Linked DNA regions of Homo sapiens: region 1 is linked to region 2. The links are chromatin loops, found by intact Hi-C in ENCODE. Cell type or tissue: GM12878. All regions are shown on one strand. Each heading gives the region's core, and the rest is flanking DNA. Links, peaks and the distances in the headings are about the cores only.

Region 1 (15,770 bases), core at 7,758-10,257, 61 kb before region 2:
GAAAGTTCACGTGTGAAGGGTGAAGGGGTGGCCTGCCCCTCCACACTTGTGGGCGTTTCTCATCAGGTGGAACGAGACTTGAGAAAAGAAAGAGACACGGAGACAAAGTATAGAGAAAGAAAAGTGGACCCGGGGAACTGGCGCTCAGCATACAGAGGACCCGCGCCAGCACCAGTCTTTGAGTTCCCTTAGTATTTATTGATCGTTATCAGGCGTTTCTCGGAAAGGGGAATGTGGCAGGACAATAGGGGAATAGTGGGGAGAGGGTCAGCAGGAAAACATGTGAACAAATGTCTCTGCCTCATAAACAAGGTAAAGAAAAAAGTGCTGTGCTTTTGATGTGCATATACATAAACATCTCAATGCCTTAAAGAGCAGTATTGCTGCCAGCATATCCCACCTCCAGCCCTAAGCGGTTTTCCCCTATCTCAGTAGATGGAATATACAATTGGGCTTTACACCGAGACATTCCATTGCCCAGGGACGAGCAGGAGACAGATGCCTTCCTCTTATCTCAACTGCAAAGAGGCCTTCCTTCCTCTTCTATTAATCCTCCTCAGCACAGACCGTTTATGGGTGTCGAGCTGGGGGATGGTCAGGTCTTTCCCTTCCCACGAGGCCATATTTCAGACTATCACATGGGGAGAAACCTTAGACAATACCTGGCTTTCCTAGGCAGAGGTCCCTGCGGGCTTCCGCAGTGTTTGTGTCTCTGGGTACTTGAGATTAGGGAGTGGTGATGACTCTTAAGGAGCATGCTGCCTTCAAGCATCTGTTTAACAAAGCACATCCTGCACAGCCCTTAATCCATTTAACCCTGAGTTGACACAGCACATGTTTCAGGGAGCACAGCATTGGCGGTAGGGTTACAGATTAACAGCATCTCAAGGCAGAAGAATTTGTCTTAGTACAGAACAAAATGGAGTCTCTTATGTCTACTTCTCTCTACATAGACACAGTAACAGTCTGATCTCTCTTTCTTTTCCCCACACACGTGGCAGGGAGCGTAGCCAAGGTCACCGGGGGCAGAGTGTCATTACCCATGGATATTCCAGCCTGAAGTGCTGCTAGTTTCAATGCCAGGCCTACACTGGCGCGGATAAAATAAAGTGCAATTTTAACTCTGCCGACAAAGAGCTCTTCCCTCTTCTAAATAAAAACATAGCTCGTTTGGGATTCAAGTAAAGGTGAGAAATAGAAAAGTACCCAGTAAGATTTACAGGTAAGGAAAATAAAGTTTTTCAATAGGAGTTAAGCTACTAAAATTTACACAGAATCAATGAGAAAAAGCCATTGAATACCTACAGTAATACTAGCCACCATTTCTTAACCACCTGTTAGGTAGTGGCCATAAAACTCAACATTTTACACATTATCTCATCACATTCAGTCCTCATAGTGATCTTTTTTTTTTTTTTTTTTTTTTTTGAGACGGAGTCTTGCTCAGGCACCAGGCTGGAGTGCAATGGCATGATCTCGGCTCACCGCAACCCCCACCTCCTGGATTCAAGCCATTGTCCAGCCTCAGCCTCCCAAGTAGCTGGGATTACAGGCATGTGCCACCACACCCAGCTAATTTTTTTTTTTTTTTTTTTTTAGTAGAGACGGAGTTTCACCATGTTGGCCAGGATGGTCTTGATCTCCTGACCTCATGATCCACCTGCCTCAGCCTCCCAAAGTGCTGGGATTACAGGCATGAGCCACCATGCCCGGCCCTCATAGTAATCTTATGAGGTAAATTTTATTAATTAAATTTCACAAAGCAAAATGAGGTTTAGAAAAAAATAATTAACTTGGCCAAATTCCACAGCTGGTAAGCAGGCCATATTCAAACCTAGGCTGGCAAACACCAAAGTCTTTGCTCTCACCTCTAGGCTGTGTTGGCTGTAAATGTGCTACCAAAGTGTTGGGAGAACCTCAGATCTTAATCATGGTGGCATCCCTGGCAAGTGACTATAATGTATGCAGTAGAAATACAATCTACACTATTTTACCTATGGGGAAAAACAATATGAAAAAGAGAATTATCACACTATTGAATAGAAAAGAGCATCCAAAAACTGGGTGTTGGCAATGTTCACTCGAAACTGTTCCAAGAAGATGTAGATTGACCTTGAGATTAAAAATTTGTAGCACATGAAGAGGAGTCTTCTGTTGTGGAACAAAAATAGTTCATTTGGCATCATTTCATAGCTTGGTGAAATAGCTCTCAAATGTATTGACTGTTTTTTCTCTAATTATATAATCACCGAGCAATATTCTGAGTAACCAAGAAATAGTACAGTGTGTATACCATTGTATTTTATGAAAACAAATTATGCAATCAGAAGTAGTGCTTTTTTTTTTTTTGAGTCTCACTCTTGATCACCCAGGCTGGAGTGCAGTGGCACAATCTTGGCTCACTGCAACCTCCGCCTTCCAAGTTCAAGCTATTCACCTGCCTCAGCCTCCTGAGTAGCTGGGATTACAGGCGCCCACCACCTCGCCTGGCTAATGTTTGCACTTTTAGTAGAGATGGGGTTTTGCCATGTTGGCCAGGCTGGTCTCAACTTCCTAACCTCAGGTGATCCATCCACTTCAGCCTCCCAAAGTGCTGGGATTACAGGCATGAGCAACCACGCCCAGCCAAGTAGTGCAATTTTTAAAATAAAATTGAAATTTATGTGCAAATGCTGAAAGATATTAAATCTTACAAAAATTTAATTCTTAAAGAAAAAGGGGTGATTTTAAACCTTGCCTTGCCTGTGTCTTTGCTGTAGATGGAACTACCTTAGTTAGAAGCAGAAAGGCTTCCTGCTCCTTTTCAATATTATCAGATCCATGGTGCTTTTTAAAGACATCAGCACTTTCTTACAGTGATTTAGGGATTATGATGCTTTTATTTTAATGTTCATTACAAATGCAATTTAAAATAATTCTATGTACTATGATAATATTATCCAAATATTCATTAAGTGGTAGTGGCAGTATAAGAATACAAAACCAGACTTCCAAATCAATGATTCTTAGTAAGATAAAACAATTTTTTAAAAAGGAACATATGACTGGGTGCGGTGGCTCATGCCTGTAATCCCAGAACTTTGGGATATCGAGGCAGATGGATCACCTGAGGTCAGAAGTTCGAGACTAGCCTGGCCAACATGGCAAAACCCCTTCTCCACTAAAAATACAAAAATTAGCTGGGGTTGGTGGTCTGCGCCTGTAATATCAGCTACTCAAGAGGCTGAGGCAGTGGAATCCCTTGGACCTGGGAGATGTAGGTTGCAGTGAGCTGCGATCACACCACTATACTCCAGCCTGGGAGACAAAGTGAGATTCTGTCTCAAAAGAAAAAAAAAAAAAAAGGACCATATACGTGTCGGTTAATGTTAGAGACAATGTTCTGAAAATAAAGAAACAGCATTAAAGAAGCACACCTGCAGCACCTTCGTGTTGGCAAAGATCACTGTACATCAGCCAAAGATAATGAAAACCTTCTCATGGCATAGCTGCAAAATAAACATCATAGCAATATTCTCTTATGCTTTGTTTTCAGTAGATTTTTAAGCTCTGTAAAAAGTATTAAACTTAACTTGCATTTGCTTCTATGTAAAAGTTACTCTTGGGTTACCCAAGTTTTGAATTGTGAAGGTTTAAAGTAGGAATTCCCATCATAAAATAGGACAATCATATTTTGATGCAGAGAGACATACCATACCATAGATAGGTGAAAAATTATTCCAGTCATAAGAAAGAAAAACCTCTTTTAGAAATTAGTGAAGTATTTGTACCTGATTTATACCTTCTTCATACTTTCATGTGATGTCTGATCAGCTCTTAGAAACTGAAAAAAGAAATGATTTTAGGAAATGCCACCTTAAGAGAGCTCTTGGATGAAGGTCGCCTGACTGGCTGCATGCCTTGCCTTCCCTTTTTTTTTTTTTTTTTTTGAGACGGAGTCTCGTTCTGTTGCCGAGGTTGGAGTGCAGTGGTGTGATCTCCGCTCACTGCAAGCTCTGCCTCCCAGGTTCATATCATTCTCCTGCCTCAGCCTCCCAAGTAGTCAGGACTACAGGCGCCCGCCACCACGCCTGGCTAATTTTTTGTATTTTTAGTAGAGATGGGGTTTCACCGTGTTAGCCAGGATGGTCTTGATCTCCTGACCTCACGATCTGCCCACCTCGGCCTCCCAAAGTGCTGGGATTACAGGCGTGAGCCACCACGCCTGGCCATGCCTTGCCTTCCTTTAAGATGATAGTCCATCCCCAAACATGCCAGCACTAACCTTATGACAAAGACAAACAACATTCCCTTTCTACTCTAATTTCATACCATCCATTAAAACTATTTAATCACAGAGAAAGAAAAAAATTTTAATAAAACATAACCCTTACAGACCACAAGAGACAGACTAAAACCAACAGTATATGGGCAATAATATAGTATTGTCTTCTGGTGGAAAGTGTATTGCTGGAAAGCACATTCCTGAAGCTTTTTCTACTTTCTGTACTTTACCTTCCTATCTAATTTAGGTTTTCTGTTGCTAGGAAAGAGATGCTTCTATCCATGTGAGAACAGTATTTACAGCTCTTCAGGAAATTGTTGCCACTTATATAAAATACCAGTAACAATGACAGAAAATATTTTCATTTTCTCCTGGTGACTTTGTTCCCACTTTTACTTCAATAAGACTACCGTTAATCTAATTTCAGAAAAAAAGGGCTGTAGTGGCCTCATCTAAAAATTGGAGATGATTGAAAAGGGCACATTTGATTTCATATTTTTTATTTTTTATTTATTTATTTATTGTTTATTTTTTGAGGCAGAGTCTTGCTCTGTTGCCCAGGCTGGAGTGCAGTGGCGCGATCTCGGCTCACTGCAACCTCTGCCTCCCAGGTTCAAGCAATTCTTCTGCCTCAGCCTCCCGAGTAGCTGGGACTACAGGTGTGTGCCACCATGCCTCGCTAATTTTTTGCATTTTAAGTAGAGACGGGGTTTCACTGTGTTAGCCAGGATGGTGTCGATCTCCTGACCTCATGATACACCCGCCTCGGCCTCCCAAGGTGCTGGGATTACAGGCATCAGCCACTGCACCCAGCCTGTTTTCATATTTTTTATTTGACATATTGTAAGTTTACATATTTATGGAGTACAACTTGATGTTTTGGTATACATCCATGTTGTATAATGATGAAATCAGGGTAGTTAGTATACAGATACCTCAAATATGTACCATTTATTTGTGATGAGAATATCCAAAGCCTCTCTTCTATTTTGTAATATACAATATTTTACTGTTAACCATAGTTACCCTCTGGTGCAATAGGACACCAGAATTTACTCATCCTATCAAATTGTAACTTTGTACCTATTCACCAGCCTCTCCATTTCTCCTTGGCATCCTTTTCCCCTCTCCAATCTCTAGTAGCCACTGTATACTCTCTGCTTCTATGACATCAACGTTTTCTTTTTGGGAGGATTCTACATATAAGTGAGACCATATGGTATTTGTCTTTCTGTGTCTGCCTTACTTCACGTAACATTATCTCCTCCAGCTTCATCCATATTGTCACAGATGGCAAGGTTTTATTCTTTCTTATGGCTGAATAGTATTCCATTGCATATATATACCACATTATCAATTTATCTGTGGATGGACACTTAGGCTGATTCTCTATCTTGGCTATTGTAAATAGTACTGCAATAAACATGGGAGTGTAGATATCTCTTTAATATACTGATTTTATTTCCTTTTGATACATACCTAGTAGTGGAATTGCTGGATCATATGGTAGTTCTATTTTTAATTTTTTGAGGAGCTGCCATACTGTTTTTCTTTTTCTTTTTCTTTTTTTGAGATGGTGTCTCACTCTGTCTTGTTCTGTCTCCCAGGCTGGAGTGCAGTGGAAAGATCTCAGCTCACTGCAACCTCTGCCTCCTGGGTTCAAGCAATTCTCCTGCCTCAGCCTCCCAAGTAGCTGGGACTACAGGCGCCCACCACCACGCCCACCTATTTTTTGTATTTTTAGTAGAGATGGGGTTTCAGCATGTTGGCCAGGATGGTCTCAATCTCTACACTGTTTCTCATAATGACTGTATTCGTTTATAATCCCACCAATAATATGCAAGTGTTCCCTTTTCACCACGTGCTTAGCAACACTTTTCATTGTTTATCTTTTTAATACTAGTCATTCTAACTAGAGTGAGGAGGTATCTCATTTTGGTTCTGATTTGTATTTCCCTGATTATTAACGGCATTGAGCACTTTTTTAATATATCTGTTGGTCTTTAAATAAGACCTCAAAAGCACTGGCCACGAAAGCAAAAATAGACAAATGGGATTACATCAAACTAAAAGGATTTTGCACAGCAAAGGAAACTACTAACAGAGTGAAGATAACCTACAGAATGTGAGAAAATATTTACAAACTATACATCTGACAAGGGGTTAATATTCAGAATATATAAGGAAGCTAAACAACTCAATACCAAGAAAAAAAACACAAATAATCTTATTTTAAAATCAGCAACATCAATGGCTGATTAGATGAAGGAACTGTGGTACATATACACCATGGAATACTATGCAGCCATTAAAAAACACAAGATCATGTCTTTTGCAGGAACATGGATGGAGGTGGAGCCCATTATTCTTAGCAAACTAACACAAGAACAGAAAACTAAATACTGGCTGTTGCATTTACAGGTGGGAGCTAAATGATGAGAACATATGGACAGGAGGAGGGGAAGAACAGACACTGGGGCCTATTGGAGGGTGGAGAGGGAAGGAGAGAGAAGATCAGAAAAATAACTATTGGGTATTAGGCTTAATATTTGAGTGACAAAATAATCTGTACAACAAATCCCCATGACACAAGTTTACCTATAGAATAGACCTGCACATATACCCCTGAACCTAAAAGTTTTTTTAAAAAAAATGGGCAAAAGACCTCAAGCTGGAAGCCATCATTCTCAGCAAACTAACACAGAAACAGAAAACCAAATACCCCATGTTCTCACTCATAAGTGGGAGTTGAACAGTGAGAACACATGGGCACAGAGAGGGGAACATCACATACTGGGGCATGTCAGTGGGTGGGGGCCAAGGAGAGGGAGAGCATTAGGACAAATATCTAATGCATGCAGGGCTTAAAACCTAGGTTGATAGGTGCAGCAAACCACCATGGCACATGTATACCTGTGTAACATTTACATAGACATTTCTCAAGGGAAGACATAAAGGACACATTTTAAAAGCCCTAATAAAATTATTAGTTCAGCTTCCAGTTATTCCTTATTATTGGTCTTGCTTTAACCTTGTACCCAGGTTTCTACAACTAGGCCACCTCCTTGCTTTCTAGTTTCAACAAATAAGCCCGTCTTATCCTGCTCTGTTAACATGATAGAGTGGGTTTTTTACCACAAAAAAAAAAAAAAAAAAAGGAGTATACCAGTATCCTATCCTTGTGTAATGAATTACTACAGATTTAGGAGCTTAAAACTACACATTTATTGTCTCACATTTTTCCATGTCTCAGGAGTTTGGGTACTGGTTAGCTGAAATCTCTTCTCAATATCTCATCAGGTAGAAATCAAAGAGATGGCTGAGGCTATGATTTCTTTTTTTCTTTTTTGAAACGGAGTCTTGCTCTGTCACCCAGGCTAAAGTGCAGTGGCACGATCCCGGCTCATGGCAACCTCCACCTCTCAGGTTCAAGCAATTCTCCTGCCTTAGCCTCCCAAGTAGCTGGGACTACAGGCATGCACTACCATGCCCGGCTTTTTTTTTTTTTTTTTTTTTGTACTTTTAGTAGAGACAGGGTTTCGCCACATTGGCCAGGCTGGTCTCGCATTCCTGACCTCAGGTGATCCACCTACCTCGGCCTCCCAAGTGGTGGGATTATAGGAATGAGCCACCATGCCAGGCCTAGGATTTCATTTGAAGTTTCAGGTCCTCTTCCAAGAGTACTGTTGTTGAAAGGAGTTATGGTGTGTGTGTGAGTGTGTGTGTGTGTGTGCGACAGTATGACTGTCTTCTTGCTAGCTGTTGGTTGGCAAACTCTCTAACTCCTAGAGGCCACACACACTTAGGGCCTTGCCACTCCTCTCACAATCTGATCACTTGCTTCTTCAAAGCCAGCAAGATACTGTTTGCTGCTGAATCTTGTCTCTTTTACGGGTTTGCCTGATTAGGTCAGGCCCACCAAGAATTATCTTCCTTTAATTTGAAATTTTAACTTGAAGTCAACTCATTAGAACCTTAATTACATCTGTAAAATCTTTTGTACCATATGACATAATCTAATCACAGGAGTGATATTTCATATTTACTAATCACATTTACATTCAAAAGGAGAAGATTATACAGAGCACATAAACCAGAAGGCAGGAATTTGGGTGGCTACCTTGGAATTTTGCTGACTGCAGAAGGGAAATGAAGCCAATTTCATTTGGCTGTCATGAGCATCTAAGATGTTGAATATATGGTGCCTGAAATAGTGTGGGAGCATAGCTGATACGCCACGGATGCAGATTATTACTCCTACATCATCTGAGCCTCTGCCATAGTTCCTTGTTTGGTACCCTCGAAGACTTAAAAAACCAGAGTAAAGTCTTCTTTTTTATTTTTTCATTTTATTTTTATTTATTTATTCATCCTACTGTAAGTTCTGGGATACATGTGCAGAACGTGCAGGTCTGTTACATAGTTATACATGTGCCATGGTGGTTTGCTGCACCTACCAACCCATCATCTAGGTTTTAAGCCCCGCATGCATTAGGTCCTAATGCTCCCCCTCCCCTTGGCCCCCACCCCCTGACATGCCCCGGTGTGTGATGTTCCCCTCTCTGTGTCCATGTGTTCTCACTGTTCAACTCCCACTTATGAGTAAGAACACGGGGTATTTGGTTTTCTGTTTCTGTGTTAGTTTGCTAAGAATGATGGCTTCCAGCTTCATCCATGTCCCTTTTAAAAAAAATTTTTTTTTTTTTAGATGGAGTCTAGCTCTGCCACCCAGGCTGGAGTGCAATGGCACGATCTTGGCTCACTGCAACCTCTGCCTCCCAGGTTCAAGCAATTCTCCTGCCTCAGCCTCCTGAGTAGCTGGGATTACAGGTCCCCACCACCACGCCCAGCTAAATTTTTTTTGTATTTTTAGTAGAGACGTGGTTTCACCATGTTGGCCAGGCTGGTCTTGAACTCCTGACCTCAGGTGATCCCTCCGCCTCGGCTTCCCTAAGTGCTGGAATTATGGGCGTGAGCCACCACACCCATCCGAGAACCAGAGAAAAGTCTTCTATATGACTACATCCATATCAGAGTTCCCTTACCAAGCACCAGACTTACCAGCTAGGAGACACTTGGAACTCCTCCCTTCCCCCAGTCATTAAAACACACCTTGAAGAATTTCTGCTATAGGAATTTATACTGTCAAGGCTGTGGTTCGCATTTCTAGTGGGATTCTGTCTCTTAGCTATTCTTTTTTTTCCCAATATCCTTAAATGTAAGAAGGGCTTCCATTTAGGAGGGTCTTAGCCTTCTCTATTTCTGTGGTTATCCTTGCATGAAAACTTGGCATATATTTGAGTGATGTCATGCTCAAAGTTGGAAGCTGCAGGCATCAGACTTTACCAAAATAGCTATTCAATTGGTAAAGAACTATCAGAATCAACTATTTTGCAACTCTAGAGTCTATTTGAACCCTTGAGTATCCAAGAAAGCGTATGAAGAAGAAATATATTGGTAAATTTCAGTGAATTTTGGCATTTTGAATAAAAGCTACTATTCCACAACCTCTAGCCCAATTTCAGGGAACTGTGGGGATGGCAGACAATATTCCTATTGAAGCTGGTAGGTGCCAGGACAGGAAGTAAGAACGTTATCCTCTAAAAATTGGAGTTGCATGTTTTGATCTGCCTGTTCAGTGGAGAACCAGCGTGGAGGCTGACTGTCATTTTAACTGCCTTAGGCTGAATCAGAATCCCTGGCCTCTATTGAAAAAATTTAAAGAGACGAGACATATTTTTAAAATTTTCTTATTGGATCAAGCACTTAAGAAATCTCTGTCAAGTCATCGGCTGGCCTTGGAGAAGATGGGACAAAGACTACAGTAACCACACATAAGCATGAATATAATCGTTGTAAAAATTGCCTTGCAAGTTATTAAAGATGACAGGAGCTCTCAATGAGTAACAATGACAACTTCTGGAGAAAAAAAATATGGCATCCAGAATTTGAACATTATAAATTACAGTGTCTAGTTTTCAACAAATAATTCTAAAGTATACAAAGGAAAAGGAAATCATGACCCATTCACAGAGAAATAAACAGAAGAAATTGACACAAACTATTCCTGAGGATACCCAGACATTGGGCTCATTAGACAGACTTTAAATTAAATGTCTTAAATATGCTTAAAGACCTTAAAAAAAAACACAGAAAATAACTAAAAGTGGGGGGAGTAGAACCATGAATTAACAACTAGGGAATATCAACAAAGGAATGGACATTAGTTTAAAAGGACCAAATAGAAATCCTGAAGCTTTTGCGATATAATAGCTGAAATTAAAAAATGCACAAGTGGAGTTTAATGGTCTATTTCAGCAGATAGAAGAAAGAATCAGTGAACTCAAAGACAGGGCAACTGAAATGATTCAGTCTGTGGAAAAGAAAGAACAGAGAATAAAGAAAAATAATCAGAGTCTAAGAAACATATGAGACACCATCAGGCACACCAGCTTATTATGGATTATGGACATTCCAGAAGGAGAAGAAAGACAAACATTGAGACAAATGTATGTAAAAAATAATGGCTGAAAACTTCCAAAATTTGAAGAAAGACATGAATCTACACATACAGGAAGCTAAGTGAAATCTAAGCAGGATAAATTCAGATATTCACACCAAGACACAGTATAATCAAACTGTCACAAGCCAAAGCCAAAAAAAGAATCTTGAAAGCAGAAGGAGAGAATTAACTTGCTATACAAAAGAGATTTCCAATAAGATTAACAGCTGATTTCTCATCAGAAACCACACAGGCAAGAAGGTAGTAGGATGATGTGCTCAAACAAACAAACAAAAAAACACTGCCTAACAAGAATTCTATGCTTGGTAACTTTAAAAATGAAGGAGAAATTAAGACATTCTCAGATAAACAAGAGCTAAGGGAGTTTGTTGCTAGAAGATACCCTTACTCTATAAGAAATGCTGAAGAGAGTTTTTCAGAATGAAACAAAAGATATCAGATAGTAACTCAAAGCTATATAAAGAAATAAAGATCACTGGTAAAGGTAACTATATAATACATAGGTAAATATAAAAGCTAATATTTTTCCGTTTTTGTTTCTTGTGTGATTAAAACTTGTAGAAAACAATTACTATCCCAGCTACTCAAGAGGCTGAGGCAGACAACTGCTTGAACCCGGGAGGCAGAGGTTGCAGTGAGCCAAGATTATTACACCACTGCACTCCAGCCTGGTGACGAAGTGAGACTCCATCTCAAAAAAAAAATCTCAAACCAAAAACCTAACTTTACACTTTAAGGAACTTAAAAAAAAGAAAAGTAAATTAGGCCCATAGTTAGCATAAGGAAAAAATAAGAATTATGTCAGAGATAAACAAAATGAACAATAAGAAAATTATAAGAAGAACCAAAAAGTTGGTGCTTTGAAATAGAAACAAAACTGGCAAATCTCAGGCTAGACTGACAAAGAAAAAATAAAGAAAAGTCACAAGTAACTAAAATCAGAAATGACGGTGGGGACTAGTTTCTGCTGACATTACATAAATAGAAGAGATTTCAAGAGAATACTACAAAAAATTGTACACTAACAAATTATGTAACCTAGAGAAATTTCTAGATACACAGAAGTCACCAAAACTGATTCAAGAAGGAATAGAAAATCTTAAAAACCTACAACAAGTACAGAAATTAGTTAGTAACTGAAAATCTCCCAATAAAGAAAAGTCCAGGACCAAATGATTTCACTGGTGAATTCAATTAAACATTTAAGGAAGATTTAATACCAATTCTGCTTAAGTCTTCCAAAAACTAGAAAAGGAAAATCTTCCTAATACATTCTATGAAGTCAGCATTACTCTGATACCAAAACCAGGCAAAAATGCCAAGAGAACACTAAACTATAGAGAAATATTCCTGAAGAATACTAATACAAAACTGCTTAAAAAAAGAAAAACTTGAAAACTCGATTCAGGAGCATATTAAAGGATTATACATCATGACCAAGTGAGATTTATCCCAGTCATGCAAGGGTGATTAAACAAAAAGAAATCAGTTGATGTATTATACTAAATTAATAAAATGAAGGAAAAATGATCTTAATTAATGCAGAAAAAGCATTTAACAAAATTCAACACCTTTATGTGATAAAAACACTCAGCAAACTAGAAACAGAAAAAGAACTTTCATAATATGATAAAGGATGTTTATGGAAAATGCCCTTTATCCACAACTAGCCATTTCACTCCTTGAAGAAAGACTGAAATCTTTCCCCCTGATATCAGAAACAAGTGTGCTCACTTTTCACCACTGCTATGGAACATTGTACTGGAAGTCCTATCTATAGTAATTAGGCAAGAAAAATAAAAATCATCCAAATTGGAAATAAAAGCAAAATATCTCTATTTGCAAATGACATGATTCTATCTGTAGAGTACCACAGAGTATACACCACAAAACTAATAGATCTAATAAACACATTCAACAAAGTTGCACGGCACAAGATCAACACTCAACAATCCACTAATATACCAGCAATGAATCAATGTGAAAAGGTAAATAAAACAATATTATTTACAGTAGTACCTAAAAGAATACCTATATACCTAGAAATACATTTAACCAGGAAAGTAAAAGAAATGAAACCAAGAAAGTGAAAGTATATACTGAAAACTACAAAACATTGCTAAAAGAAATTCAAGAAGACCTAAATAATAGAAAGACATCTCATGTTCATCGATTGGAATACAATATTGTTAAGATATTAATATTCCCTAAGCAATCTACAAATTCAATGCAAGTGTTATAAAGATATTAATGGCCCTTTTACATAAATAGAAAAGCAGCCCTTCACATTTATATGGAGATGTGTAGCCAAAACAATATTGAAAAACAAAACAATGGTGGAGGACTCACACTTCCCAATTTCTTAGATGCAATAATCAAAACAATGTCATACTGGCATAAAGACAGACATACAACCAATGAAAATAAAAGTAAAAATCTAGAAATAAACCCAAGTATCTACAATGACCACTTTAGTTCAACAAACCTGTCAAGGTCATTCTTTGGAGGAAAATAATCTCTTCAAGAAATGGTGCTGGTGTGGCCGAGCACGGTGGCTCACACCTGTAATCCCAGCTCTTTGGGAGGCTGAGGCAGGTGGATCAGGAGGTCAGAAGATCAAGACCATCCTGGCTAACACAGTGAAACTGCGTCTCTACTAAAAATACAAAAAATTAGCTGGGTGTGGTGGTGGGAACCTGTAGCCACAGCTACTCGGGAGACTGAGGCAGGAGAATGGTGTGAACCCAGCAGGCGGAGGTTGCAAATTGAGCCGAGATCGCACCACTGCACTCCAGCCTGGGCGACAGAGTGAGACTCCGTTTCAAAAAAAAAAAGAAATGGTGCTGGGGCATTTGGATGTAAACATCCAAAGGAATGAAGCTGAACTTGAACTACCTCCATATACAAAAGTCTACTCAGGATAGGTCAATGTCATAAGTATAAGAGCTAAAACTATAACATCACTAGGACAAAACCTAGGGGTTAATATTCAAGACCTTGGACTTATGGGACACATAAAGATTCTTAGGTTTTTACATAAAAGAACAAGCAGCAAAAGAAAGTTGATAAATCGCACCTTATCAAAATTAAAAACATTTGTGCATCAAAGAACATTGATAGTGAAAAAGCAAGAGAGAAAATATTTGAAAATCATACATCTGATAGAGGTTTAGCATAATACAGAATATATAAAGAATGCTTACAATTCAAACACCAAAAGATAACTCAATTAAAGATGAGCAAAGGTCTGGTTTGTTTGTTTGTTTTGTTTTATTTTGAGACGTAATATCATTCTTGTTGCCCAGGCTGGAGTGCAATGGTGCAATCCCGGCTCACTGCAACCTCCACCTCCCCAGGTTCCAGTGATTCTCCTACCTCAGCCTCCCAAATAGTTGGGGTTACAGGTGCCCACAACCAAGCCCAGATAATTTTTGTGTATTTTTATTAGAGATGGGGTTTCACCATTTTGGCCAGGCTGGTCTCAAACTCTTGACCTCAGGTAATCCTCCCACCTCAGCCTCCCCAAGTGCTGGGATTACAGACATGAGCCATCATGCTTGGCCAGGCAAAAGTCTTTAATGGGGATTTCTCCAATGCTATACAAATGGCCAAGATACACATGAAAAGATGTCCATCGCTGGTCAGTAAAAAATGCACATGCCTGTAACCCCAGCACTTTGGGAGGCCAAGGCAGGAGGACTGCTGGAGTCCAGGAGTTCAAGACCAGCCTGAGAAACATAGTGAGACCCACCTCTACAAAAAATTTTTTAAAATTAGCCAGGCATGGTGGTGCATATTTGTGGGCCCAGCTACTCAGGAAGCTGAGGCAAGAGGATTACTTGAGCCCAGGAGTGAACTATGACTAAGCTGCATAACTAAGCTGCAGTGAACTATGACCACGCCATTATACTCCAGTCTGGGTGACAGAGCATGACCCATCTCTACACTTCACAACCACTAGGATGTTTATAACGATAATTTTTAAACATGAAAAGTAACTAGTGCTGCACAAGAAATGGAGACATAGAAATCCTCAAGCACTGCCTGTGGAAATCTAAAATGATGCAGTATTTATGACAGTTTGGTGGTTCCTCAAAAGTTAAACATAGAATTACATTACAACCCAGCAATTTTACTTCTCAATGTATACCTAAAAGAATTGAAAACGTACGCAAATAGCTGTACATGAATATTCATAGCATCACAATTTACAATAGCCAAAGGCGGAAAAAACTAAGTGTCTATTAACAGATAAATGGCGAAATGAACTGCGGAACATATATTCAGTAAAATATTCAGTCATGAGGAATGAAGTACTGATACGTGCTACAACTTTCATTAACACTGAAAACATTACAATAAGTAAAAGACGATAGACATAAAAGGTCACATATTGTGTAATTCCTTTTATATGGCATATCCAGAATAAGCAAATACTAGAGACTGAAAGCAGATTTGTGGTTGCCAGGGATGGGGAAAGGGGAAAATGGGTAGTGGTTACTTAATGGGTGAGGGGGTGTTCTTCCGGGATGATAAAACAGCTTGTGACTAGAGAGATGTATTGGTATATAACACTGAATTCATCAAATACCACTAAACTGTATATTCTACAATGATTAATTGCTTATTATGTGAATTTCACCTCAATGAAAGCAAATTTTGCAAATTTGGGGTACTATATGTTTATACTAAGTGAGTCAACATAATACGATGTCTGAGAGCTTGGGCTCTGGAATCCACCATACCAATGCTCAACTCCTGTGTGCCTTTTGAAAGATTACCTCTCTTATCCTCGCTTTCTTGATTTATTAAAATAATATTTCTACCCTCAAGATTGTCTTAAGAGTTAGAAGAGATAATACAGATAAAGAGATACACACACGTCCTGATATGTAGCAAGGATTTATTAAATGTCTGTTTCTCTTTTTACCTCTCTCTAGGGAGACCATGAAGATAAGAGGAGTGTGGACACTGACCCTGGTC
Region 2 (15,770 bases), core at 5,334-7,833:
GGCGGGTGCTTGTAGTCCCAGCTACTCAGCAGGCTGAGGCAGGAAAATGGTGAACCCGGGAGGTGGAGCTTGCAGTGAGCTGAGATCGCACCACTGCACTCCAGCCTGGGTAACAGAGCAAGACTCCGTCTCAAAAAAGAAAATAAAAGAAGAAAAAGAAAAAGAAACGTGTTTCAGATTCTGGTCATAAGAGTATACTTTACTCAATTGTTAAAAATTATAAATAGATCAAAAGAAAAAAGCTATCTTTTTAAAGTAATTTCTATTTTTATTTTAGATTCAGGGGGTATATGCACAGGTTTGCTACCTGGGTATATTGCATGGTGCTGAGGTTTTGGGTACAAATGTTCCCATCACCCAGGTAGTGAATATAATACTCAGTAGTTTTCAACCTATGCGTCCTCCTTCCCTCCTACCTCTAGTAGTCCCCAGTGCATATCATTGCCATCTTTATGTCCATGAGCTCCCAAATGTTTAGCTCCCACTTGTAAATGAGAACATGTGGTATTCAGTTTCCTATTCCTGCATTAATTCACTTAGGATAGTGGCTGCATCCATGTTGCCGCAAAGAACATGATTTCATTTTTTATGGCTGCATAGTACTCCATGGTGTATATGTACCACGTTTTCTTTATCCAATCCACTATTGATGGACGCCTAGGTTGATTTCATGTCTAAAAGTTTTCTTGACTGAAAAAAAAAATCAACAATGCTTCAAACAAAAAGGGTTATAAAATATATTTCAGTCCTCTGTTAGTTCAGTTCTATGAAATTAATTCATTTCATTTGATATTGGGATTAGTAATCCTCATGAACACAGTAGCTCTACAATGAGAGTTCTGGAAGTTTGTTTCTCTACTCTACTGATGAAATCTCCAAGGTTGTCAGAAACTTACATTTGAAGCACCCATCAGAATCCTTTCTGTGAACTACCCTAAAGAAGCAAGTTTTGGACTATAGCTGATTATTAACTGCTTTTTGAGAAGAATCAAATAAAATAATAATTGTCTGTGGATGACAAAAGTTTTAGGACAGCCATGGTTAAAGATAAGGAAATTTGGTTATTTCTGTGTCATACTAAAATTTAACTTAATAATACTTATTTTGATTATTATGATTATCAGACAAATCAGAACTATAGGATCTCATTGTGCCACGGCATTCCGCCTGGGTGACAGAATGAGACTCTTTCTCAAAAAAAAAAAAATTATAAGATCTCATACAATTTTGGAACACATGTTAATAACACACTTATGTAAGTAGAACCCAAAGAAACTTAAAAACCATTTCATATTTGAATGTTTCCTATATGATTTTAACATATCGAATAAGCCAAATGTGTTTCTTTTAGACTTCAGGGGACCTATTATCTAAAAAAGCTAATGAAGTAAAAAAAATACTGAATTACAATTGAAATTTTAATGTTTGAAAGTTTCTCAAATGTCAAATGTTTAAAACACTCTACACCGCAAGATAGAATTACAGGTCACTATAAAATAAATTATTCACTTAGCCACAATCATAATTCAAAGACTTTAAAAATCATTCACTTTTTGATAGAGCAGAGACTCAGTTTCCCAAACAATATGACCTAATAAAGATCGAATGAGGCGAACTGAATATCTCCCTCTCTCCCTCTTTATTTTATAGTTTACTCAAGAGGTAAACAAAAATCTTTCTTTATCAAAATAGAAAACCAGCCGGGCGCGATGGCTCACGCCTATAATCCCAGCACTTTGGGAGGCTGAAGCAGGTGGATCACTTGAGTTCGGGAGTTCGAGACCAGCCTGGCCAACATGGCAAAATCCTGTCTCTACTAAAAATATAAAAATTAGGCAGACATGGTGGCAGGCGCCTGTAATCCCAGCTACTCTGGAGGCTGAGGCAGGAGAATCGCTTGAACCTGGCGGAGGTTTCAGTGAGCCCAGATCAGGCCACTGCACTCCAGCCTGGGTGACAAGAGCGAAACTCTGTGTCAAAAAAAAAAAGAGAGAGAGAAAACCAAATTTTACTTTTACATTAGTGTAGCATTAACACTAAAGATAATTTTTTTTTTTAAATTTAGAGACAGGGTCTCGCTATGTTGCCTAGGCTGGAGGGCAGTGGCTATTCACAGGCCCATCCCATTACTGATCAGCACGAATTTTGCCCTGCCCCATTTCCGACCTAGGCCAGTTCACCCCTCTGTTGGCAACCTGGTAGTCCCCTGCTCCCAGGAGGTCACCATGCTAAAACTAATTTTTAATGAAACCTTATAAACAAATTCATCCAATCTTAATAAGTTTGATCATAAGGTAAGATTTCCATAAACCTCTCATAGCCTGTTATAGTTTTCTATTAAAGAACAGATTAATGCTCCAAGGAAACCATTGTTGTCACACAGGAGCCCAGACTGTGGCATCAGTGTGCTTTTGATATTAATCCTGAATTTATAGAAAAACTAAATAATATCTTTTAAATTTTAGCCAACTTGATCACACACAGAATTCCTTTTACAAGATCTGTCTTCCACAAACCTTCTTCAATTTCCTAACACCTTTAGCCTTATCCTATCATTCTGCCTTAGCACAAAAATTTACTTTCTTTTCAACTTTCTATATCCGTTTAGTTTTTAGTTTTATTCATCTTTTTTCCTCTTTTAATTTAAGAAAACCTCTAGACTAGGCAAAATTACTTCCCCTTTAAGAGAAAACATATTTCCATGCCTTCTCATAAGCTTTTTACCAAAACGTATCTACTTTTCTAAGTTTGCATATTAAATTGTTTCTTTTATATCTAGTAGTTTTCACTACATACATTGATTATGTTAACTGTTAGTAACTCTTATTTTTAGTGAAAAACTTAGGAAGTAATTTTTACTGTGTACTAGATGCAGAGTCCAGAACAAAGGACAATGCCTGGAAATAGGGCTTGTTATATTTTAGAGGCTCAAATCTAAAACCATAAGTTTATTTAAGAGTTATGTATCAAAAATTACATAAAAGCAAGTTTTGACCTTAAAACATCTAGCAGATATAGTATCAAACCAGTAGACCAATAGTCTCAGACAAAATGTCTAAATTCTGAAGATGTTTCCATTTTATTTTACCAATAATTTTAAAACTGTCTTTATTTACTAAAGATTATTAAAGTCACATGAACTAAAAGGCATTTAAGTTTCTATTTTTATGATAAAATATTTGATTTAACACATTTTCATTAAGCCAATTAGAGTGCTTTCATATTGAAGGAAGACCCTCTCATATTATTTTATATTGTTTTATACTCAGTACCTGTTTTAAGAAAAAACAACAAGGAAGTAAAACCAAAGACAGGCAGCCCAGCGCCAGGCCCGAAACCAGGCCTGGGCCTGACTGGCCTAAACCCAGTAGTTAAAAATCAACTCATAACTTAGAAACCGATGTTATTCATAGATTCCAGACATTGTATAGAAGAACACTGTGCAACTCCCTGCCCTGTTCTGTTTCTTTCTGACCACCGGTGCATGCAGCCCCTGTCATGTACCCCCTGCTTGCTCAAATCAATCACGACCCTTTCATGTGAAATCTTTAGTGTTTTGAGCCCTTAAAAGGGATAGAAATTGTGCACTCGGGGAGCTCGGATTTTAAGGCAGTAGCTTGCCGATGCTCCCAGCTGAATAAAGCCCTTCCTTCTACAACTCGGTGTCTGAGAGGGTTTGTCTGTGGCTCGTCCTGCTACAATATATTTTGGTAGTGAAACATCACATACACATACAACATATAAATAAATAGATAAACAGAAACATAGAAGCAGTTCTTACAGATGTATAAGATTTTTCATCCATCAGTTTTAAATAGTTCGGTTTTTTTAATTCATCCTACAATGACCTGTTTTACTGCCCTAGGCAATTGTTAGCTAGGCAACCCTAAATTTGCATTTCTAAAGGAGAAAATTTGCATCTCAAAGTATAGAAAGAGACTGGGAATTTAAGCTTTTTTTAAAAAAAAGAAATTTGGCTGTGCTAGAGGACAATTTGAAAATTAATGCCAGGGTAATACAAAATTATATAAATGTATTAAAAGATTTTATAAGGAGATCAATTTCCTTTACATAGGTCTCTACCTTTTAACTGGACCGCTGAACTTAGGACAGAGCCCACACTGAATTTTAGGTCTGCAAAAAGAGACATGCCATGGGGACGGGACCATACAATGTTTTCACAGTGCATTTCATCACAAAGACATTCCCCTTGGGCAACCCAACACCAATCAGCCCATTCTGTGATCTGCCCATTCCCTAGCCATTATACACACCAGAGTCAAGTTTTTCAAAATACAAAATAATTTCTGTTACCACCCCGCCCCTCAACCAAAAAGATCAGGTAATGCAATACAAAAGAGAGTAGAGTTTTAGATACGAGAATACTCTGTTGCAGAAGGTAGTCAGGCAGACATGAGCAGGGCAGGAGAAGGGCCCCCCACCAGGATTGTCAGGCAACCATCAAGTGATGGTCAGGCAGTTGTTAAACAGTCGCTCTAAAATAATAATTGGTTGCAGCTGGCGCCAGGGAACGACAATCTCCCAATAAATAGAAACACCTGTAACTAGTGATCAGCAGCTTCCAAATAAGATCTCAGAAGTTAGGTGTGTGAAGGAAAAATATCTTGGGTCCCTTCAAGATGTGAACCGCTCAGGGAAATCTGCCTCCTATTCTGTTCAAGTCATCCATTTGCTCACAGAGACAGATGCATATTCTGATTGCCTCCTTTGGAAAGACTTATCAGAAACTCAAAAGAATGCAACCATCTGTCTCTCACCTACCTGTGACCTGGAAGCCCCCAGTAGGGGGGCCTTGCTTTGAGCTGTCACCGCCTTTCTGGACGGAACTAATGTACTTCTTATATATTGATTGATGTCTCATGTCTCCCTAAAATGTATAAAACCAAGCTGTGGCCGGACCACCTTGGGCACATGTCATCAGGACTTCCTGAGGCTGTGTGGTGGGCGCGGCCTCAACTGTGGCAAACAAGCTTTCCAAGTTAACCGAGACCACTCTCCTAAGGCCTTGCTTTTTTTTTGAGCAAAAGTTTGCTTTTGTATTCTTCTCAGTTGACTGAATTCTGTTTTCACCTGATGTTTTGACTAAAATAGTATTGCAACAGAAGCTACTCTTGGATTTTTAAAGAAGAATGTAGTTTAGACACTCAAAAATGTCTTTAAAAAAAAAAGTACACTGTAAAAGCATCTCCCTCTAGCACTACCAGACGTTTTTTTCTGTACCTTATGATGTAAATTTTGCTATTTGATTTTCACCTGAGTTGTTTCCTTTAATGTGCAAATTTAAGGCTATTTAGCTGACAACTGCCTAGGGCTGTGAAACCAGTTATCTGGAATCTGAAAGTCTAAGACAGAAAAAATGCAAAATGCAGGGGTCTTTTGTCGTTTTTTTGTTTTTGGTTTTTTTTTTTTGAGACAAAGTTTCACTCTTGTTACCCAGGCTAAAATGCAATAGCACCATCTCGGCTCACCACAACCTCCTGGGTTCAAGTGATTCTCCTGCCTCAGCCTCCTGAGTAGCTGGGATTACCAGCATGTGCCACCATGCCCAGCTTTTTTTTTTTTTTTTTTTTGTATTTTTAGTAGAGACAGGGTTTCTCCATGCTGGTCAGGCTTGTCTCCAACTCCTACCTCAGGTGATCCACCTGCCTCGGCCTCCCAGAGTGCTGGGATTACAGTCATGAGCCACCACACCCGACTGGGTCTTTATAAATCTATAAAATGTACTTCCATCTGTATGCCTAATACGTCTTTTTGTGTATTTATGTGTTGTATACAAAATGTTTCACTACTAAAAAGAGCTCTAGTTAATTGACATAAAAATAAAAGTGCTTAAATCAAATACTAAAAAATGACTAGTCAAATGCTTTTTCAAGTTTATGTAACAAATAAAATCTTTAATAAATAAGCTAGCTTTAAAATTATTGGCAAAGTAATATTAGAAATGTGTTAAGAATTGCCAGCAGACATTTTTGTTTGTATTTGTTAATCAAGCAATTTCATACTTACCCCCACCAAATACTATAAGGTGTCAAAATTTGGCATAAGGGTTATAAAACCCAACCCAAATCAGAATGATCTTTGCTTGTGTAATTTTTAATAAATAGGACATTGACATGGGTATAATGAAAATAGCTGCATCTTGAATTTAGCAAGATTACTATAACTTCTAATCCTGCGGCTGTAGGCAGTCTAATTCACAGACAATGGGAAGGTTTGTTGGGAAAGGGCTGTTATCATCTTTGTTTCATAGCTAAATTGTAAACTAAGTTCCTCCCAAAGTTAGTTCGGTCTATGCCCAGGAATGAACAAGGACAGCTTGGAGGTTAAGAGCAAGATGGAGTCAATTAGGTCAAATCTTTTTTTTTTTTTTGAGATGGAGTTTTGCTCTTGTTGCCCAGGCAGGAGGGCAATGGCACCATCTCGGCTCACCGCAACCTCCACCTCCAGGTTCAAGCAATTCTCCTGCCTCAGCCTGCCTGAGGGAAGAAAGAGACCCTCTCATATTGCTTTATACTCAGTAGCTATTTAAATAAAAAAATAAGGAAGTGAAATCAAAGACAGGCAGCCCAGCCCCAGGTCTGAAACCAGGCCTGGGCCTGCCTGGCCTAAACCCATTAGTTAAAAATCAACTCATAACTTAGAAACCGATGTTATTCATAGATTCCCGACATTGTATAAAAGAACATTGTGAAACGCCCTACCCTGTTCTGTTTCTTTCTGACCACCGGTGCATGCAGCCCCTGTCATGTACCCCCTGCTTGCTCAAATCAATCACGACCCTTTCATGTGAAATCTTCAGTGTTGTGAGCCCTTAAAAGGGACAGAAATTGTGCACTCAGGGAGCTCAGATTTTGAGGCAGTAGCTTGCTGATGCTCCCAGCTGAATAAAGCCCTTCCTTCTACGACTCGTTGTCTGAGAGGTTTTGTCTGTGGCTCGTCCTGCTACATTTCTTGGTTCCCTGACAGGGAAACGAGGTGACTGATGGATGGCCGAGGCAGCCCCTTAGGCAGCTTAGGCCTGCCCCGCGGAGCATCCCTGCAGGGGACTCCGGCCAGCCTGAGTGACGCGATCCAAAGAGCGCTCCCGGTTAGGAAATTGCCCCCATTGGAACGCCTTGCCAGAGCAGCACGTAGCAGGCCCCCGTGGAGGATCCACACAGTGGCTGAACACTGGGAAGGAACTGGCGCTTGGAGTCTGGACATCTAAAAGTTGGTAAGACTAGTCTTTGGAACTTGCCCCACTCCATCTGAGTGGAAGCGTGGCTTGATCACCCACGGTGTGCCTGCATTGGCACTTTTGTTCTGGATTTGACTTGATTTGAATTGCTGGATACTTTGGTTTGGTTTTGGTTTTGACTTGGCTTGAATTTTTTGGTACTCGGATTTTGAATTTCGTGATTTTGGTTTGGCTTAAACGGTAAAAGTGTGTGTTTGCCCTCTTTGCCCGTTCTTTGTCTTGTGGTGAGTGTGTGTGGTGTGAGCGTGGTATTCTGTCTTGGAGAAAAAAAAAATTTTTTCAAGAAAGAACTTAAGGGAGATTACAGTGCTACTGTGACACCAGGAAAACTTAGAACTTTGCGTGAAACAGACTGGCCAGCATTAAAGGTGGGTTGGCCATCTGAAGGAAGCCTGGACAGGTCCCTTGTTTCAAAGGTATGGCACAAGGTAACCTGTAAGCCAAGGCACCCAGACCAGTTTCCATACATAGACAGTTACAGCTGGTTTTAGACCCCCTTCCCCCCTACAGAAGTTAAGAGAACAGCAGCATGAGCAGCTGGCAGAGGCAAGGAAAGACCAGCAGAGAGAAAAAAAAGACCATCTATACCAATTCTAGGTTAATTTAGACTAAACAAGGTCTTATTAATAGCAAAGGATAATTGAAATCCCAAACTTACAAGGTTTTCAACAAAAGTGAAGTTTGCTAAAAGTTAAAAGTGTAGCATGTATTATGGTAACTTCTAATCTTGTGGCCTTAGACAGTCTAGTCCAAAGACATAAAGAAAATTCGCTTTAAAAAAGGGGAAAAAAGGGGGGAGGCAGAATTTATATAAAAAGAATGTTATATGGTAAATTCTTGTCCTGAAATAAATTAACTGATTGTTTAAAGAAAAAAAGTTTGTAATAAGTCAGAAAGTTAAGACATGTTAAAAAATTGTCTGTGAAAGTTGTGAAAGAAAAAATGTTATCAAAAATTTTATGCAAAAAATGTTGTATAACTTAAAAGTAATAAGGCCTCCTGAGTACTACTGAAGAAACAGTTTATGTGCAAGGTGTATAAAAAAATATACCTTTGATAAAAAGATTATAAGGAGGCATAAGAATGTGAATTTTTACCTACATTAAAAGGTTAAAAAAATATTGTTTTAAAAGTTTAAGCAAGTTTTAAAACGTTAATTGTAAAGAAAATTCTGTGTGTAAACATATTAACTAAAGTTAAAAAGGTATCATCCAGTTTTTCTGTAGACTAGACATTAAAGTAAAAATGCAACAGATTTTTCTTAAAGCATCAACCTGCTCTTTAACAAAAATTATAAAAGGTTAAAGAGTCTATAAAATCTTACCTTATAGTCAAACATGAAAAATTGGATAAATATGTCTACAAGGTTTTATTAAAATTAAGTTTAACATTAATAACACACTAATATAAAGATAAAATTTAGCTTCTCTGGTATAAAAATCATACAAGAAGCATTATTAAATATAAAATGGTGTTTAGCTTTCTTTGGTCTAAAAACTAACAAAAATAGGTGCTAAAGGAAGCATTCATTTTACTAAAGGATCATAGAAGTTAAAGACTTAAAACAAACTTTGGCAATTAAGACAGGATACCAAGATGCAAATGCCTGGATGAAATGGATCAAATATTCCATCTGCACGTTAAACAAAAGCAATTGTTATGCTTGTGCACATGGCAGGGCAGAGGCTCAGAATGTCCCCTTTCCACTAGGTGGTCCTCCAGTCGACCAGGTGTGGGCTGCATGGTAGCTCTTTTCCAGGATTCTACAGCCTGGAATAATAAGTCATGCCAAGCTCTCTCTGCTATATTCCGAAGTCCCTGGGGGCAGCCACCGAGGGCCATCCAGCTTCCATCTCCCAACACTAACTTCACTTCGTGTCTCTCACGGCAGGGAGGAGACTTAGCATTCCTTGGAGACCTGAAGGGATGCAGTGAGCTTAAGAATTTTCAAGAGTTTATCAATCAGTCAGCCCTTGCTCATCCCCGAGCGGATGTGTGGTGGTATTGCGGTGGACCTTTACTGGACTTACTGGACACTCTGCCGAATAACCAGAAGTGGCACTTGTGCTTTAGTCCATTTGGCTATCCCTTTCACCCTGGCATTTCATCAACCAGAGGAAAAAAAAAATAAGACATCATAAAGTGAGAGAAGCCCCTTATGGGTCTTTCAACTCTCGTATATATTTAGATGCAATTGGAGCCCCGCAAGGAATACCAGATCAATTTAAAGCTTGAAATCAAATAGTTACAGGACTGAAGTCAATATTTTGGTAGATGACAGTCAATAAAAATGTAAATTAGATACACTACATCTATTACAACCAACAGCAACGAGCTTTTCATGAGTTAAAAAGAAAAACTCATGTCGGCCCCAGCCCTGGGGCTACCTGACCTGACAAAACTCTTTACACTCCATGTGTCAAAAAGAAAAAAAATGGCAGTTGGAGTTTTAACCCAGACTGTAGGGCCCTGGCCAAGGCCAGTGGCCTATCTCTCAAAACAACTAGATGGGGTTTCCAAAGGCTGGCCCCCATGTCTAAGGGCCCTGGCAGCAATGGCCCTGTTAGCATAAGAAGCAGATAAGCTAACTCTTGGGCAAAACCTAAAGTCCCCCCATGCTGTGATGATTTTAATAAATACCAAAGGATACCATTAGCTAACGAATGCTAGACTAACTAGATACCAAAGCTTGCTCTGTGAAAATTCCCGCATAACCACTGAAGTTTGCGACACCCTAACCCTGCACACCTTACTCCTGGTATCAGAGAGCCCAGTTGAACATAAACTGTGTAGAGGTGTTAGACTCAGTCTACCCTAGTAGGCCCAACCTCCGAGACCAACCTTAAACATCAGTAGACTGCGAGCTGTATGTGGATAGGAGCAGTTTCGCCAACCCCTGCAAAGTGACTCTGAAAAAGACGACAAGCCCTGCTCCAGTCGCACCCGGAAGCTGACTGGTCCACGCACGGCCAAAACATGAGGAAACTCATCGCGGGACTCATTTTCCTTAAAATTTGGACTTGTATAGTAAGGACTTCAACTGACCTTCCTCAGACTGAAGGCTGTTTCCAGTATATACATCAAGTCACTGAAGTAGGACAAAAGATTGCTACAGTCCTATTATTTTATAGTTATTATGAATGCCTAGGAACTCCAAAAGGAACCTGTTTGTATAATAACACCCAATACAAAGTATGTAATCCAGGAAGTGACCAGCCCGATGTGTGCTATGACCCCTTTGAACCTCCTATGATCACAGTCTTTGAAGTAGGACTGAGAACTGGTCATTCTCTAAGTGACACAAGTAAAGTAATAGCTAGAACAGAAGAAAAAGGGGTCCCAAAAATGTAACCTTAAAATTTGACGCTTGTGCCACTATTGATAGTAAGCAGCATGGAATAGGATGCGGTTCTCTAAATTGGAAAAAAAAGTTACACGGTAAAAAAAAAAATAGGTATATCTGTCCAGAATCATATGTGAGATGTGTCAATACTGGTCTTGTGTCATCTGGGCTACTTGAACAGAAGATAAAAAAGATCCTGTTTGGCTCCAAAAAGGAAAAGTCAGCCCCTCCTGCACAAGTGGGAGCTGCAACCTTTTAGAAATGATAATCACAAACCCCTCAGAACCAGAATGTAATAAAGGAAAATATGTATCTTTAGGCATTGATGGAAAGGGACTAGATCCTAGCGTGAACATCCTAATAAAAGGAGAGGTTCAAAGACACTCTCCAGAACCAGTATTTCAGACTTTCTATGATGAACTAAATGTGCCAGTACCAGAGACTCCAGGAAAAATCAAAAATTTGTTTTTGCAATTAGCCGAGCACGTAGCCCAGTCTCTAAATGTCACTTCATATTATGTTTGTAAAACAACTGTAATAAGAGATCAATGGCCATAAGAAGCCTGAGAATTAGTGCCTACAGACCCAGTTCCTGATGAATTCTCAGCCCAAAAGAATCACCCTGATCATTTCTAGGTTCTAAAAGTTTCAATTATTGGACAATATTGCATAGCTAGAAAAAAAAAAAGAATTCACTCATTCTGTAGGATGACTTAGTTGCCTAGGACAAAAACTATAATAGTACCACACACACACAAAACAGTTACATGGTGGAGCTCCAATTACACAGAAAGAGATCCATTCAGTAAATTTCCAAGGTTGCAGACTGTCTGGGCTCACCCAGAATTTCACCGGGACTGGGCTGCCCCCACCGGGTTATACTGGATATGTGGACACAGAGCTTATGCTAAGCTGCCTGATCGGTGGACAGGTAGCTGTGTAATTGGCACCATTAAACCATCTTTCTTTTTACTGCCCATAAAAACAGGTGAACTCCTGGGCTTCCCTATCTATGCTTCTCATGAAAAATGAAGCATAGCCATAGGTAATTAAAAAGATGATGAATGACCTCCTAAAAAATTATATAATACTACGGACCCCCCACTTGGGCACAAGATGGCTCGTGGGGATATCGGACCCCCATCTACATGCTCAACCAAATCATATGGTTACAAGCTGTTTCAGAAATCATCACTAATAAAACTGGTCAAGCCTTGACTATTCTGGCCCGGCAAGAAACTCAGATAAAAAATGCTATCTATCAAAATAGATTGGCTCTCAGCTACTTGCTAGCAGCTGAAAGAGAGGTCTATAAGACATTTAACCTTACTAATTACTGTCTATACATAGATAATCAAAGGCAAGTAGTTAAAGACATAGTTAAAAATATGACAAAACTGACACATGTGCCTGTACAAGTGTGGCACGAATTTGGCCCTGAAGCCATGTTTAAAAATTAGTTCCCAGCACTAGGAGAATTTAAAACTCTTATAATAAAAGTTATAATAGTAATAAGAACCTGCTTACTGCTCCCTTGTTTACTACCTGTACTTCTTCAAATGATAAAAAGCTTCATCACTACCTTAGTTCACCAAAATGCTTCAGCACAAGTGTACTATATGAATAACTATCAATTTATTGCACAAAAAGACATAAGTAGCAAAAATAAGAGTGAGAACTCCCACTAATAAAAAGTGAGAGTCTCAAAGGGGGAAATGAGGGAAGAGAGAGACCCTCTCATATTGTTTTATACTCAGTACCTGTTTAAAGAAAAAAAACAAGGACATGAAATCAAAGACAGGCAGCCTGATGCCAGGCCCAAAACCAGGCCTGGGCCTGCCTGGCCTAAACCCAGTAGTTAAAAATCAACTCATAACTTAGAAACCGATGTTACTCATAGATTCCCAACATTGTATAAAAGAACATTGTGCAACTCCCTGCCCTGTTCTGTTTCTCTGACCACCAGTACATGGAGCCCCTGTCACGTACCCCCTGCTTGCTCAAATCAATCACGACCCTTTCATGTGAAATCTTTAGCGTTGTGAGCCCTTAAAAGGGACAGAAATTGTGTACTCGGGGAGCTCAGATTTTGAGGCAGTAGCTTGATGATGCTCCCAGCTGAATAAAGCCCTTCCTTCTACAACTCGGTGTCTGAGAGGTTTTGCCTGCAGCTTGTCCTGCTACATCCCAAGTAACTGGGATTACAGCATGCACCACCATGCCAGGCTAATTTTGCATTTTTTTTCTTTTTTTTTTTAAATAGAGACGGGGTTTCTCCATGTTGGTCAGGCTGGTCTCAAACTCCCAACCTCAGGTGATCCACCCACCTCAGCCTCCCAAAGTGCTGGGATTACAGGCATGAGCCACCGTGCCCGGCCTAGATCAAATCTTTTTTCACTGTCTCAGTTATAATTTTTCTTTCTTTTTTTTTTTTTTTTTTTTTTTTTTTTTTTTGAGACAGAGTCTCGCTCAGTCGCCCAGGCTGCAATGCAGTGGTGCGATCTTGGCTCACTGCAAGCTCTGCCTCCCGGGTTCATGCCATTCTCCTGCCTCAGCCTCCCAAGTAGCTGGGACTACAGACACCCCGCCACCACGCCTGGCTAATTTTTTGTATTTTTAGTAGAAACAGGGTTTGACCATGTTAGCCAGGATGGTCTCGATCTCCTGATCTCGTGATCCACCTGCCTCAGCCTCCCAAAGTGCTGGGATTACAGGCGTGAGCCACTATGCCTGGCTGGTTATAATTTTTCAATAGCAGTTTCATAACTTTAAATTCATGACTATTACAGTATTCATAAATAATCTAGGTAAATAATTAAAATAGATAATTAGGCAAATGTAATGGGAAAAATACTTGTAGACAAACTGGTCATAATTTAGAATATAAAGTTATATTAAATTAAATAATAGATGTTTCATTACTTGGGTATTTTCCAATAAATATATATTGCAGGAAAACATTCTTGCTAAAAAAAAAAAACAAAAACAGAGAAGTGTGTCCTTTTAAAAAGAAAAGTGAAAAATTTATGTCTAATTCAAAGCTTATTTAAACATTATGTATAAAACAAGGTAAATGGAACCAGGAAATAAAAAATATGTAAAGAAAGTTGTAAAAATAAAGAGGTATTTTTCTGAGGTAAAAAAAGCTTGAAGAAAAATAATTTTATATAAGAAAAAAAGTCTTGTGCCAGGCACCAAATACCCGGCATCATAATTGTTATGTTAAAATTATTGTGTGCCACAGAGGCAACAAATTTCCTTGTCAATTGTGCCTTTCGACTATGGCTGCCTTAAAACTTTTTTTTTCAGCCGGGCTGGTGGCTTACGCCTGTAATCCCTGTACTTTGGGAGGCTGAGACAGGCGATCACGAGGTCAGGAGATCAAGACCATCCTGACTAACACGGTGAAAACCTCATCTCTACTAAAAATAGAAAAAAATTAGCTTGGCATGGTGGCGGGTGCCTGTAGTCCCAGCTACTCAGGAGGCTGAGGCAGGAGAATGGGGTGAACCTGGGAGGCAGAGCTTGCAGTGAGCAGAGATCACACCACTGCACTCCAGCCTGGGCGACTCAGGGAGCCTCCGTCTCAAAAACAACTTTTTTTCATCCATGGACAATTGTTGTCTTGTTTTGGTCCTCTTTAGGAGGTGGTTTTATAATCAGCTATAAAACTCCAATAGGTGCTCTTGAATGCAGGTTTCTGATAACTTTGGAGATTGTGACAACAGAATAGAGGAAGAACCTTCAGGACTCATGGAGAGCTAAATGTTCATGAGTATCAAGCAGGAATTAACAGGAATTAACTGCATGGACTGAACCAATCTTTTTTACTTTTTGCTCAAAATATTTGCTGGTCCTTTGTTTTGCGTTTCCGAGTCTTATGACTTTTCTTTTGAGCTACTGACAGATTTTAACAATTTAGTATACTCCTATGAACAAAATTTGTGGCATAGTTGTTTCTATCTGATTTATCCAGAATTTGGAAACTATTTGTGAGTATTCTTAACTTATGGCAATACAGTTATTTGCATAAGTGCAGTAAGAATCTGTTTTCATTTGTAACAGGACACATTTGGAGAATTTGGTTATTTTACCAAGGCTTTGACTGGAATCATGTGCTTTCCTTATAAGGAATCAAACTTGACTTACGGAGCCAATAAAGCCCTTGGAAAAACTGGCCTCATATTCTGTATACACAGTCCCTGAACAGGGTTTCTGACTGTGTAAGTAAAGAATATCACTTTTTGACAAGTGCAGACGCCCCAGGTTTATCTTGGGCCCTCAAAAGGAGAGGAAATTTCACCCAACTCATGGGTATTTAATGGCATAAATCCATGGCTCGGCTGGGTTTTACGGGTTTTACAAAGTCTTATCTGAGATTCCTGCTATGGAACAAAGTTCCATCAGAGCCTACTTAAAAGCCTAAGTAAAAAATAATCATTCTTGCTGCATTGTATACAAATAGTTAGGCCAAGTATAATAAACAAACCAATCCTACCATGATTTGTCTTTAGTAATATGCGAAACTGAAGAGAGAAAAACAAATTATCTTCTAAAACAATTGTACACCTGTTGTTAGAGTCTAGTCTTGCCTATTTTTTTTCAATTTTTATTATTTTTCTAGAGTTTGGACTGAATTCTAATTTTTCTTGGCTACAAGCCTTCAAAATAATGTTTTCAATTTTTTTCCTTCTTTTTTTTTTCTCAATTTTTCCCAATTTGGAGTCACTGAAAACTAAGCTATGCTTTCTAAAAACCCTGGGAACTGAAGCCAGACAACTTAAACTTCAGAAAAATATAACATAACCTATTTACGTACATAAGCCACTTTCATACCTGCCTACTATTATGGACTGCAGAGTAATGTGGCCTATATCAATTTTTTCAGGATTGTTCTTTTGTTTGTTGTTTTTTTCATCCCTTCCTCCCCCATATTTTCTCTTCACAGGACATGAGACTTCACAACCTGCTAAAAATGAACTTTCCAGACCTACCAATCTAGGAATAAACCGTCCTAGCCAGGAAAGGTCAGATGACCTTTCCTGAGACTGGAGACTCATTCTGTTGTAAAAATGCTTTCTCCAAAGATGTTAAAAAAGAAAAGGGGAAAATGTGAAAGAAAAATATCTTGGGTCCCTTCAAGATGGGAACTGCTCAGGGCAAATCTGC

What was found. Hi-C counts contacts between places; a loop is a spot of excess contacts. Peaks named below come from ENCODE experiments on the same cell type or tissue, not always from the same donor. Only the 100,000 strongest peaks of a DNase experiment are listed, where the experiment ranks them.
Region 1: it touches region 2 in a loop (2.2-fold over the local background); 1 of 110 quality-filtered maps calls a loop at or near these places.

The regions. Positions count from the first base shown.
Region 1 is chr13:22,813,630-22,829,399 of GRCh38, forward strand. No RefSeq gene overlaps it. Among named protein-coding and RNA genes, the nearest start is that of LINC00621, 95 kb to the right of the region's middle. In GM12878, for the core only: no CTCF peak of the experiment used is centred there; no DNase peak of the experiment used is centred there.
Region 2 is chr13:22,877,062-22,892,831 of GRCh38, forward strand. All of the region lies in intron 2 of LINC00621 (long intergenic non-protein coding RNA 621), which reads right to left. It overlaps LOC105370109 (a long non-coding RNA gene), which reads left to right and starts at 7,126. Exons shown (of 3, transcript NR_187640.1): 1 at 7,126-7,234. RefSeq lists enhancers at 6,632-6,681, 9,606-10,107. In GM12878, for the core only: no CTCF peak of the experiment used is centred there; a DNase peak (open chromatin) is centred at 6,620; H3K4me3 peaks cover 840 bases; H3K27ac peaks cover 1,170 bases.